Regions from separate parts of the Mus musculus genome. Here region 1 is linked to region 2. Evidence: chromatin contacts called from ENCODE Hi-C or POLR2A ChIA-PET data. All regions are on one chromosome and are shown on one strand. The core of a region is the stretch at or near the end of the contact, and the rest is flanking DNA. Distances in the headings are between cores, read along the strand shown. Region 1 overlaps Mbnl2 (muscleblind like splicing factor 2). Region 2 overlaps Mbnl2 (muscleblind like splicing factor 2).

The links. A loop is a pair of places that touch in the nucleus more often than their neighbours do. ChIA-PET counts read pairs that join two places held with the same protein, here RNA polymerase II (POLR2A).
Region 1: a loop to region 2 is called in a map of adrenal gland, with 2.0 times the contacts of the local background. The contact joins two enhancer-like sites. A Hi-C loop is called at or near these places in 2 of 37 maps with a recorded cell type or tissue (T-helper 17 cell and adrenal gland). POLR2A ChIA-PET finds 5 or more read pairs at or near these places in 3 of 5 experiments (Patski and embryonic stem cell).

What each region holds. Positions count from the first base shown.
Region 1 is chr14:120,367,822-120,374,419 of GRCm38, forward strand. All of the region lies in intron 2 of Mbnl2 (muscleblind like splicing factor 2), which reads left to right. Gm26679 (a long non-coding RNA gene) reads right to left here. Exons shown (of 3, transcript XR_003951152.1): 2 at 1-6,598. Among named protein-coding and RNA genes, the nearest start is that of Gm26679, 18 kb to the right of the region's middle. Within about 2 kb of position 1,275, at least 3 of the 3 ENCODE cell types and tissues checked have a DNase peak (open chromatin) inside an H3K27ac peak, as active enhancers do.
Region 2 is chr14:120,327,499-120,333,676 of GRCm38, forward strand. The region is part of intron 2 of Mbnl2 (muscleblind like splicing factor 2); the gene reads left to right. Among named protein-coding and RNA genes, the nearest start is that of Gm52122, 10 kb to the left of the region's middle. Within about 2 kb of position 3,129, at least 1 of the 3 ENCODE cell types and tissues checked has a DNase peak (open chromatin) inside an H3K27ac peak, as active enhancers do.

The DNA of each region.
Region 1 (6,598 bases), core at 25-2,524, 38 kb after region 2:
AGTGTGTTTCTTAGAGGTTGTTAGCTTCTGCAGCTGCTATAACAAGAACTGGAGACAGGATGGCGTAAAGCAATGGAAATCCACTCCGGCAGTCCAAAGTCAACATCAGCAAAGTCATGGTCCCTCTCACACCTCCAGGAAGAATCACTTTTCTGCCTCTCACCTGTCTGGGGACCGCAGATGTTCCCTGCCTTAGAGTCACCATCCCCTTCCTATTCCTCACCCCATTCCCTCTGTACAGATCTCCCGTTTGACAAGTAGCTGGATGGGATGGCATGGGCCTGTACTCCCAGCTACTCTGAAAGCTGAGGCAGGAGGATCACAAATTCAGTGCCCGCCGAGGCAGACAGACAACTTGGTGAGATCTTTTCTCACGCTTGCTTTTTCTTTGTTTTACGAAGTCAGGTGAGGTCTGGGAGGATGTAGCTTGATGGTGAAACACTAGACTTGCCCAGTATGTGCAGGCACAATTCTTACTGGTTAGGAAAAAAATGTAAATGAAACGTAAAGGAGCTCAGACAGTCGGCAGTCATGCTGGATCAGCTCAGCTAAGCACCTGGTGTCCGTTTAGTCTTCAGTGAGCTCCAGTTAAGGTCACTGTCACTTCCAGAGGTAGTAGGTATTAGGACCTCAGTTTATCTTTTTCATGGAAATACAATTCAATGTAGAACATTGCTGAGCCAGTGTTATGCCTACCCAAAAGTTCATAATAATATCACGTCATCTGTTCTCCTTAAACTAGCTTTCAAATGTGGAGCCAAAAATCTGTTACTCGGGAACCTCTTCCACCAGCCCCAAGAGGCAATGTACAAGGTTCGTGGTTTAGTAATGGCAGATCAAAACACACTGTTTGATCTTTGACTTTGACTTGACCTTGGAAAGTCCCTGAAGTCTCTCTGAAACCCTTCCTTCCTTACCCTTAAGTTGGGGTAGCAGTCACGCGGGTGTTGTGAAGCTGTAATAATAGTGTAACAATGTAACAGTGTGTGAAGACTATTCTGCTAGGTGTGATGTGATTGTTTCATTGTGAGTCTCTTAAAAATGGCTCTGCAGAGGGCTGATTCTGCAGAGGGGGTGACAGAAGGGATCTGAGGCCAGTCTGCCTGGATGGAAGCACAGGTCTGCTGCTTCTGAGCTGCATGGCCTTGGGACGTTGTTACCCTCACCTCCCCGTGCCTCTGTTCCATCCCATAAAACAGGGCTATTAACAGTACCTCTTTAAGAGCTTGTAGTAAAGATTAAGTAGGAATGATCTTTGAAAAGTGCTTAGAAACTGCCTGCAACATGATAGGTGCAGTATTACATAACTCCCTGCTATTTCCGTCAAGGACAAGGCCACAGCGTCCCGTCCTGTGTGCAGTTCCACCCCAGCTTCTGGTATTAAACAGATGTTCAGAAACCATCTGTGGGATGGGTAAAGGGATGCACACACCACTAAGCCCCGACCCCACGTCCCCTGTAACTGCCACACTTCTTCTCCAGACAGTGCCCCAGCCTGTGCTATGGTGCAAGCCATGCCTGCCCTGCACCTACCCAGCCTGGTTTTTCTGAACAAAGCGCAGGCTCCCTCTACTTCAGCTGCATCTGTAGGTCATTGCCAGACCACTGAGTGGTCCAAAGCAACCTGAGAAGAGTGTTTCTTTTCTTCTGTGATTCAGCATGATGGCACTGTTGAAATGTCTCTGTGCTTTCTTATTTTCTAGTATTTCTCCCCTCTCCTCATGTCTTTCTTCCCCCTTAGCCCACCCTTTCCCTTAGCACTGTCCCTTCCCCTTCCTGAAAGCATTCACACCTACAGTACAAGGAACAATCATGCATTGTGACTTTATCACAAATATGTGGTATTCAGTCGAGTTACCTTAAGTACCTATCTATTGAACATCAGCCAATCAGAACGCAAGGAACCTCCGTATTGAAGGCTCCCTGATAGGTTGAGTTTAACTGTCTGATGGCTGAGGTCCTGCACTGGTCAGTACCAAAATTTGGAGGTGGCATTGGTGTGTGTGGACAGAGGAGTGGCAGAGATACTTAACAGCATCTGGCTTGGGAATGTGCCTATTTTCTGTCTAAAACTGTATTCCCTGTGTTTTAATAAATGGCACAGACACACCAGTGCATACTTGCTAAATGTCAGCCTTTAAGGCTGTCTGTCTGTCTGTCTGTCTATGAGTTCCAGAAGTACCCCTCCCCTCACTCTGAGGCAGGTGATTAACCTGCCTGATAACCACGTAGCAGGGGTTGTGTGGTTGTGGCGTACCTCTGAATAGACAGCCCGTCCTTGGAGAATGACCAGCCTTTAGAGTTGGTAACAATTGGTGATAAAATGGTGGCCAGCATTAGCTAAACATTTATTCTTCAAATAGCCACTTCTGACTTCCTACCAGGACCCTGTGCCCTTAACTGCGTAATCTGATTAGGGCTGTAACGTCATGACCAGCCCTTTCTGCTAAGGCTGGCAAGTTCCTGGCAGTGTGTTTGAATGGTATTTAACCCTCCGTGACATTCACCCATTCACCATTGCGAAGCTGGTGTGTGTGTGTGTGTGTGTGTGTGTGTGTGTGTGTGTGCGCGCGCGCGCGTGCGAGAGAGAGAGAGAGAGAGAGAGAGAGAGAGAGTTTGTGTTCATGTGTTTGTGTTCATGTGTATGTGCACATGTGGAGTCCAAGGAAGAATATCAGTTGCCATCTATGTTGTATTTCGATACGGCATGCCTTATGGGTCAGAAAATCTCCAAGTAGTCTAGGCTGGCTAGCCATAGGCCCCCCGAAGTTCCACTTACCTGTCCCCATGTCCCCTGCACCAGAATTACAAGCGTGTGCCATTGTGCCTGGCGTTTCAACACTCTGAATCTTACTTACCATTTCATGGCATAGTGTATGGCACATGATAGGGTTAGCATGTTCTCGTGGGAAGGGGGAAGGAAGAAGTCCATTGGTGACCTTCACTGCATGAGGTCGGCTTCAGCGCTGTGGTCTCTGCAAATGAAGGAGCAAAAGAGGGCTCCCCTCCCCCACAGCAAGATCCCTGGAGCCATGCTGTGAATATTTCATGCACCCTTCTTCACCACCACCCCCCCCCCCCCCCGGCACTGCACACATTTATGAGCACTGCGCCAGAAAAAAAAGCCATGCGTCGCCACTAGACAGACAGGTCGCTACTAGACAGGTTTCTTGTTAGGTTGATAGGTATCGTGGTCTACACTAACAAACACCCCACATGACTCAGAAGACACGTACATTTTAGTTGAAAAAAAAAAAATAGAAGTGGGAAAATTTTCAAAGGAGGCAATTGTTGCCCGGAAATTTGTTTCCCTGAATCTCCAGAGAACTCGGGCGTTATTTTTGGTTTTACTGATTTCTCCAGACTGGCAGGTTTCCAGTTCTAACTTATAAAATGAGGAGGAGGAGGAGGAAGAGGAGGAGGAGGAGGAGGGGGAGAGGAGGGGAGGAGGAGGAGGAGGAGCTCGACAGTCAAGGCAACAGTGAATGCTCTTCCCCACCATGAGGCAACACAGTGTGGGAAGCCAAAGCCGCCAGGCAGTCACAATTTATTTCAAGGACCTGTGCTCACATAGGCTTTGAGATGGCAGATGCAAGTGCTTTGACTCCTACCTTTCTTCTCCATTTATTATTTTTAATTCATTTACCTAAAATTGTCACGAAAATAAAGGCATGTGCCAACACCACTAGTCTCCAACGAGGCGGGCAGTTCCTTGGCATTCAGTGAATCTGCCACAGCCTTCCTGAAGAGCACACCCTAGACCCGCAGCCTCCATTTCCCCCAGCCCTCTAGCACGGATATCTGCCCTAAACGCAGCTGCAGAGAAGCAGCAATGTCAGTCTGCTCTCTCCAGGTTAGTGCCTCAGCCCTATGGAGCACCTTGGTTGTATACCACAGTTGGTATAGGCGGGAAAATGACACCTGTACGGCTTTCTGGGCTGAAAAAGCAGCAGGTTGCACACACCTATGTGTCCCCAAGGGCAGCAGGTGCACACACCTATGTGTCCCCAAGGGCAGCAGGTGCACACACCTATGTGTCCCCAAGGGCAGCAGGTGCACACACCTATGTGTCCCCAAGGGCAGCAGGTGCACACACCTATGTGTCCCCAAGGGCAGCAGATGCACACACCTATGTGTGTTCCCAAGGGCAGTAGGTGCACTCTGTTGCTAATCTTCCTCAGAGCTTCCTGCCTATTTCTTCCACACCTGAGAAGTGGCATAGGAAGAGGAGCATGCCCCAGAAGAGAGACACCTGCAGCTATACCATGCTAATATCTTTAACAAGTATAACAGTTTTGCTATTTACCCGGAAATTAGTGCATATACGGTCTATACAAGATGAATGGTCGTATCAATTGAACCAAGTAATGAGCAGAGAGGACCTTTCTTAGATTTGTACACTATGCCTGCGACGTGGAACATTTTCCCTTTTGGTGGAAGATCTGGTTATCATTTACTCCCAAGCCTCCAGCGTCCTTCTGGCTGCAGCCCCCTTGTGTGTTTGTGTTTTATCTGCTGTGTTGTGTGGTTGGAGCTAATAATATAAGAACTCATGTGGCTCAATTAGTTTATTTAAATTCAAAACAAAGCTAAAAGCCTGATGTGTCAGTTGCCTTCAGCAGAGCTGTTTGGGGCCCATTGTTAATGTTGTGAATTAAGTTCTGATGTAAGTAACCAAGCCACTCCCCACACTCTTACTTGCAAGAGTTCCAGGCAGATGTTAAGGTCAACCCACCTGACTCTGATCCCTAAGAATAATGAACCTGTAAAAATGTAGCTTCCCTTTCACATCACAGCCAGTTTCCCACCCCATGCTACCTCTGCCTCACAGACCTTGACAAGAGTTTGAAATGACGGGGAAACTGAGGCTGCAAACATCTGGCCCAGCCAGCCAGTCGAGCCTCTTTGAAATTACCTGCTGAGCTACTTGCAGTACAAGGATCGAGATGGTGATAGTCTGTCAGATGAGGGGTTTCAGTTCTGAGCCACTGTACTGTCAGCCCTTAATAAACAAACCCTCCTAGTCCTAATTAGTTTGAACTCAGTCCTCACACCTGGCTAGACCAACTTCTCATAGCAGACGTCCTCAAAGTCACCTTTTACTGTAACTGTTGTTTTATGTGGCTTCTTGCTTTCACCAGATTGGGACGATTCAAGAACATAGATTTAGAAAAACAGTACTCAGCCTTTTATGTATATTTTTGGAGCAACTTCTGCTGTCCCTCAGGCTCTAACAACTGTTAGAAGACATTGACACCATAGAGTAGAATTGCTCTCATTTCATAGATGAGAAAACCAAGACATAGGCTTTATAAGGTACCAGTAAAAGTTCCCACGGCCATCTGGGGAGAAAGCCACAATCAGGACTTTCCAACTGTAACACTAACTGCTTTAACTCTGGGTGAGTCACGCCGTGTGAGCCAGCCCTGGCAAGTCTCGGCAGAGGAGACAGATATTAAAGACAGACAGATCTAAGGCTCTTTGAAAAGATAAATATCCAAAGTTGGCACCTGGTGTGAGAATAGGAGTAACGAAGGGTTAAAGAGCTTGATGCACAGCCCAGACAGAATCCCAGCTGTGGAGAAACTATGCGTGCAGTAGAGCACCATTTTAAAATATATATCATTACCCATTGAGTAAAGAAGGGGTTAATTGTGATGCTGATGGTAATTATTATAATAAAGCTTAGATAGTGCTTGCTATGTGCCAACTTTTTGTCTTTGTGCCAACTAAAGCATTTTGTATGAATTAACTTCAAATTCTTGTTGAGAAGCTATGAAGTCTAGCAACAGTATCTGCATCTGCCTATGGAACTAATGGAAGCAGGATTTCACACTTCCTAAGTGCCCCCAGCAACAAGAGGAGATCTGGACGGGAAAACCTAGTGGTATGGTTCCTGGTCTGGGTCTATTCTTAATCTTTAATTTAAACTACTTCTCCAGGCCACATACGGAACTCAGGAATGTAACCCTGGGTGGGGGCAAACTTCCTGACTGCAGGTTTCTGGAAGCTTGTGGAATGCCTGGAATCTGAGAGGCTCCCTTAGCTATCCCATGCCCATCAGCTGGGTCCAGGACATTCAGCTTCCCCAGGAACTAGTTCCATGGCCCACAGTGAACTCTAGATGTAAGAATGTCTCCAGTGACTACTCCGAGAGCACATACCGTCTCTCCTGATGGCTGCCTTCTGCGCTGCCTGCCCCCAGCCTCATCCTTGCCCGTTGAGAGTTCTGTGACCAGGCAAGGCTAGGAGAGGTGGAAGAACAGCTTTGGGAGCTAAAGCTCACCAGGAGTCCGTCTCCCAGAGAACCTTCTCAGAATCTATGGCCCATCATGGGAACGAGGCAAACGCTGTTTCTGTTACCTTCCAACTGCAGATCCACCAACACAGGGAGAGCGCTGTGGCAACATCTGCTAGTTCATATAGACAGAAGCGCCTGTCGTTGAGAGACAATTCTTTAGTCCTTAGTTTATTCCTTCTTGCTTCCATATTCCAGTTGACTTTCTCAATGAGGAGCATGCTGGGGAAAGATTCTAAAAACAACTTGTTTTTTTTTTAAAGGCAATTTAAAGGAAAAAAAGAGAAAACAACCCTTTTC
Region 2 (6,178 bases), core at 1,879-4,378:
ATTCCCCAGGGGAGATAACACCACCCACACACCCACTGATGACATTATCCATATAAAATCTGTCACATTAAATGCATACTCAGAAGTGTCCTAACGAATGCGCAAGATCCCTGTCACTCTCGAGGTATTGCTAAGGACCCCAGCCGGTGAGTGACCCAAGGTCACCCAGCTTGCCAATGGCAGAGGGGAGCTACACTTTATAGGCTTTTGCATCTAGAAAAACTATACTGATACTTTTGACATACATGACCTAATTGCTTATGCCCTCCTGACATCATTTTTGAGTTGGATGACATCGTTGGTTTTGCCTTCCTGACATCTTTTTTTGGTATTTTTATAAGTTTTCATTTCTTTTTTTTAAGTCAGTGTGTGCTAGTTTGTTTTCTTGTTACTACTAAAAGGTCATAACATCAAATATTACTGTTTTAGTAAGTATCCTAAAGTTAAAGAAAGGTAGGGGGGCTATTTCTGACTGCTGAGGCTCAGTGCCCCTTGATTATCTCCGAGTAAAACCTCCCAGTCAGGTCTCCAATCCTTACGCTTCACCACATCACCATGGGTCCATCAGAACTACAGTGGGTCCTGAATCACGCCGGACCTTAGGTTTAGCACAGAATTCAAGGAAGAAGCCAGGAGGCTGTTGAGCATTAGACAGGTGAAAGGAGACTTTCAGATCCATTTTCAGAAGTATGGGAGCACCCTCCTTCAAGTGTGGGAGCACCTCGGGGTACTGCTCCAGGCTGTCAGTCCCGTTTGAGAACTGTGGACTTGCAGGTGACTTATTTGAATGCGAAGTCATATAGTCTAGAGTTATCAAACTGTAAAGAATGTAGAAGGAGCCCTCCAGGCACAGGTGCAAGATGGGCCTCCATCTGAAAACTGCTCACCGTCCTCCCTACCTTCTCTGGGTTATTTATGACTTAATAACTTTCTGCCCTCAGCAGTAGTGAGAATACACGCTGGCAAAAATGGCTGAGATCTGCACAGCCCGAGCACACTGGTGTGCTCATATTGAAGCGTCATTTTTTTTTAAAGATTAGAAGTCCCTACAACAGGACACACAGCTTACAGATGCAGCAAAGAGTAGCCCGAAAAGTGACGAGGCTAATCCCCCTGAAGCTGCCTATCTTTCTTTCATTTAACACTGGTTGATCCTCCCTTATCCAGACCTTCAAAGTACGAAATGTTTTAATCGCTGACATAATTCCATCAGTAGAAAATTCTACGTCTGACTTCATGGGATGAGGTACAGTCAGAATGTGGTTTAAAAAAAAAAGATTTAAAATCAGGAGAAGTGTGCTTGTAGACGGAAGCATTTGGGGTACAGAGTATTCAAGATCTGTGTTAAACAGGACAATGTTGTCCAGAGACGCTGTCTGTAACAGAGACAGTGGGCAGAAGCTCGCAGCGACCCCTCCCTGCCCCCACGTTTCTCTTCAGGAACGTTATTCTAGTTCCCTGACTCAGTTTCCTCCCATTTAGAGTTGATGCCATTCCTACTTCCTGAGGTACCGTATTCCCTCTGAGTGACTCCCCACATCCTTAGGCCCTAACCCAAGGCTGAGCATGTCAGAAGGTAGCAATGCTGTTCCTCTGCCTTCCAGAAGTTTCCCAGTCCTGCCTCTGGTGTTGATGACAGGCTCAAAGGGAAGCTGTGTCTAAAGTCAGGATGACTGGAGTGATGAATGGTGGCTCCTCAGTCCTATATATCAGTCACGGCATTAAACAATCATAGTCCAGCTGGGCGGTGGTGGCGCACGCCTTTAATCCCAGCACTTGGGAGGCAGAGGCAGGCGGATTTCTGAGTTTGAGGCCAGCCTGGTCTACAGAGTGAGTTCTAGGACAGCGAGGGCTACACAGAGAAACCCTGTCTTGAAAAACCAAAAAAAAAAAAAAAAAAACTAAAAACAAAAAAAACCAAAAAACAATTATAATCCTTGAGATTTTGATGCCGTTTGCTAGAAGATGTTTATAAGCACTATGGGGTGTTTGTACTCATGAGAGGAATCTCTGTTGCCGTGTCAATAAAGGGACCGCACACTTCTTTTCCTTGTTGTTATATTTGTACATATGGTTAAATTTTCCCAAAGTACACGCTAAAATAAATGTGTGGACATTAAAGAAAAAAAAAAGTGTTTGCCGGGGTGGTTGGAAGGAAACTGGTATGTATAAAAAGATGCTTTAACAAAAGTTGTCTTGGAAAAATACATCGTAGTTCTGACAGTGGTGTTTCTGTATTGTGCGGCTGCTGTCGATGTGAGCATATACATACCAGCAGCTGTGGCTTCATTCTGAAAGGTCCAGTTCAGCGCTGAACCGACATCGCACGCACGCACGCACGCACGCTTTCTGGAAGGACAGGTTTCTATTCCGGAATACTGTTTCACCAGTTAGGGTGACTCCATCTAAGCCGAGCTGGACAAAATTGTTTTATGGGCAGAGAATTCATCTACTGCCAGGCTCTGGCTTTGACCTGGTTAACCCATCTCACCTGAGGGTCAACTTGTCAATCCTGGAGCAGCTTTCTTCTGAGACAGCAGTGTTTGGGAATTTTGTATTCAGATTCTTTTCCTTGCAACTGTCAGGAATCAATCTGGGCTATTTTGTAAATAGGAACATCTGGGAAGAAATACATGAATTAAAATTTAATATTTACTGAAACTAAGGGTTTCAGTTTTCTTAAACAGTTGAATAGAGCTTTTAAATGGAAAACCAGCTAATGAAATCGTGTTGCTAATTTTGGGTGAAAATATTCCTAGACTACTTGGGAAAACTGTTTACACAAATTTTAGAAACTTAGATATTACCTTTCTAAATTAAAATTAGTTGGTAGGCTGGGGAGTAAGCACCACACAATGGAGGCAGGGGTGGCGCGGGGGGCTGTGGGTGTGGTTGTGGAGGTGGGGGTTCACCAGCAAGCACCCTTATGAAAACCAAGCCCAAGTATGACCTCGTGGCTCCTAACCCCAGCATTGGAGAAGGCAGAGGCTGGTGGATTCCTGGGGCTCACTCACCAGCCAGCTTAGCTGAAATAACAAGCTCCATGTGCACACACGTATATTGGCATCCCTGGGGTGCGCTCATGCGCGTGCGCACCACATGCACAGAGAAGCCAGTTCCCAGAAAGAAGGTGTGATTCTTTTGGCACCTCAGTCGGATGACACTTCTGCTCCAGATCTCTGAGTGGCTTCTGGCCTCATACAGAAGATAGAATGGCACACATCCTGCGATGAGTCGTCCGCATCCCAGTGAGCCTGCCGTGAGAGAGTGAAGTCATCAGCCTCCAGCCACCTGACTTCCGCGGACAGTGGTCTGCTCTCCCAGCTGCCTGGGGTCTTTGCTCTCCCTCAGTGCCCAGCAGGCTTTGCTTCTGGGCTGGTTTTGACCTTTGCTCTGCTTAGAGCTCTTTTTGCCTCAGATTCTGTGAGCAGTTTGTCCTACCACACCTCATAGCAGCTTGTGGAAAGCACGTAAGTTTATTCGTGAAGCTTTCTGCCATTTCCACCATCCGAGATCCCACTACCCCTCCCCAGGCCTGCTGCTTTTTGGCATCTCACCAGTCGACTTCCTCCATTCTGGGAGAACCAGAGCTGAGTTCCGATGAGGATCTTGTCTGCTAAGATCACTGCAGGGTCCCTGAGCCTAGAATGGTGTCTTACGTATAAGAGATGACCACTGTCTGTGGACGGTTAGCACATGCTCAGCCCTAAAGCGTGCCAGCCCCTCAGACAGTGTATGATAGATAGTACAAGGTGTGCTGTACCTTGGGTATGCACTTACTATAATCTATGTGAATTGTCCCCTGGATGCTATACAGTACTCAGCCTTTCCTTGTACCATGCATTGTGAACCAGGTGCTAAGGTCACAATAGAGTTTAAGAATAGGAAGCCTTCTGCGGGAATTTGAAGATGTGGACTATGGACGTCTGTACAGTGCCTCACTGACATGTTCACAAGCCATCGGCTTTTCGAGCTGCGTGTGTTGTTACCACACAGCCTTGTCCTAACCCTCTCACCTTTCTAAGGAAAACCGATCTTGCTCTTTATGCATGGGGGACTAGCCGTAAGCTAGTTGATGCAAATGAAGTTCAGGCTTACAATTCATGGGTAACAATTTCAGAATAAAAAGTGAGAATTCTCTTAAAACAAAATATATGATTGACTTTGACCTGAAACTTGAGTGCTGGACTCTCAGCCAGCTACCTATTTAAGCGGAGGCTACCTATTTCCCTTAAGTACTTGGGTCTTCTGCACATTACGTGCCTAGTTTTGACCCGAGTTACAAATACCATCTCAGACAGTCTAAACTTTGCAGTAGTAATCATTCTAGCCATGTAGCACCATGGCTAGAACGTCTGGACTTTCTAATGACTGCCAGACACATATGTTAGGCCATTGTGGTACATGTGGATATAGATACAAAAATTAAATATTTCCCTTGTGATCACCAAACTTATAAATGCGGGAGACCTGACCTGACCTCGAGAGTGACTCCCAAATTGATATTTACCCACTCGTTTTTCAGCTCCTTTCGTGGAATTCGGTATAATTAATCTTAGAATTCCCACTATGTTAACAGTATTCATATTTAGTAAGTTTAGTACACTGAAGTGAAAAAATGTTAACATGCACTGCCCCCCAGGAATAAACGTGTGGTAGTTTTTCTTTGTGTTATGCAAATACTATATTAGTGTCGTGGGTTCCCTTCATGTCATGTTTTAGGGACTCCAGGTATCACTCGACCTCCTATATAAAAGATCAGTTTATTATATAACCCCTCTATAATATAATAACCCCCCTGTGCACCCCCTCAGTACTCTCTACCTTGGAAGTCAGTGCTTCACGAGCCCAAAACTCCCAAACCGCAGGAGAACATTTCACCCTCTGTCCCAGCTCCTGGTGTGCTTTCTGTCTGTTGCGGAGCAGAAATGCTATAATAGCCAGTAGAGGATTCATTTGCGCACTATCAATGGGAACTCCAGTGGCCTCAGTATCGTTGACATTCCCGACATCACCATTGTCTTTAATGTGACCATGGCTCAGCCCTGGTCATGCTAGAATTTTCTTCTGCCACCCTGTTCTACTCACTCTCTGCCCTCAGTCCCCTGCTTTTTCTTTTCTTTCTGATGCCCCCTCATCTGCCCATTGCTCCCTAACTGTGGGTTCATGACAACATTTGGTTTTGCTGCTTCCTGTCTCAGGCTCAGGCATGGGCTCTCAGAAGTTGTCCCCACCTAGGGGTTCACTTCTCACCTCTTCCAGTGAGCCCCATGTTCCTTTAAAGGTCCCCATCGGAGCGAACCATCGACACCTCCATTCTGCAGATGGAAGTCATGTGGTGGGCTCTCTCCCTCACTTTCTTGTGATGGTATCTTCCTGAGTGTCTCTCGCCCTCCCTTAGACTAGGGGCTCTACTTTCTCCAGAATTCATCTTAATGCATTAAATCAGAAATTACTCTTTCCAAATAATGGCACATTCGGAGGGACTGGAGATTATGAATTTAATACATACTTTGGGAGAGCATAGTTTAACTGAAACACTATAGAAAGACCAGCTGGGCATCGTGGCGCCTGCTTATAATTCTCATGTTCCCACAGCACTTGGGAGCCTGAGGTAGGAAGATTGTTGCAAAGTTAAAGCCAGCCTGGGATATATAATGAGTTCAAAGCGAGCCTGTGTTACATATGCTGTCTCAGAAAACAAACAAACATTGTCATCTGATTCAAGCCTAATTACTGTAGCCTGCCCTAGCCACAGGGGCATTCAAGTAACCACGGGTTGGAGGTTTTTTAAAAAGAAAATGCTTCTGAACTGAACCCATGCAGACCTTTTTATCTTGCCGGCCCCTAAACAACAAGGTCACAAGTGTGTGCCTAACATTTGGTTCCATGAGGTATTTTGAAGAAGGCAGTGATGTATATATAAGTATATATAAGTATAGAGCATCAGTATTAAAAGCATGATGTGGGTGCTTTAGATGCTATGCGTTTCATATAGGAGCTTGGGAACCTAGGGATTTTAATATCCAGTGGGGTTACTGAAATCTGTCCCCCATGCATTGAGGGATGGTTCATTCATTCATTCACTCACTCACTCATTCTCAGTCACTAGCCAGATGTGCAAGCTGAACTGAAACCAGAAACATGACACACACTACTGCCTCAGCTCTCTGTGCTA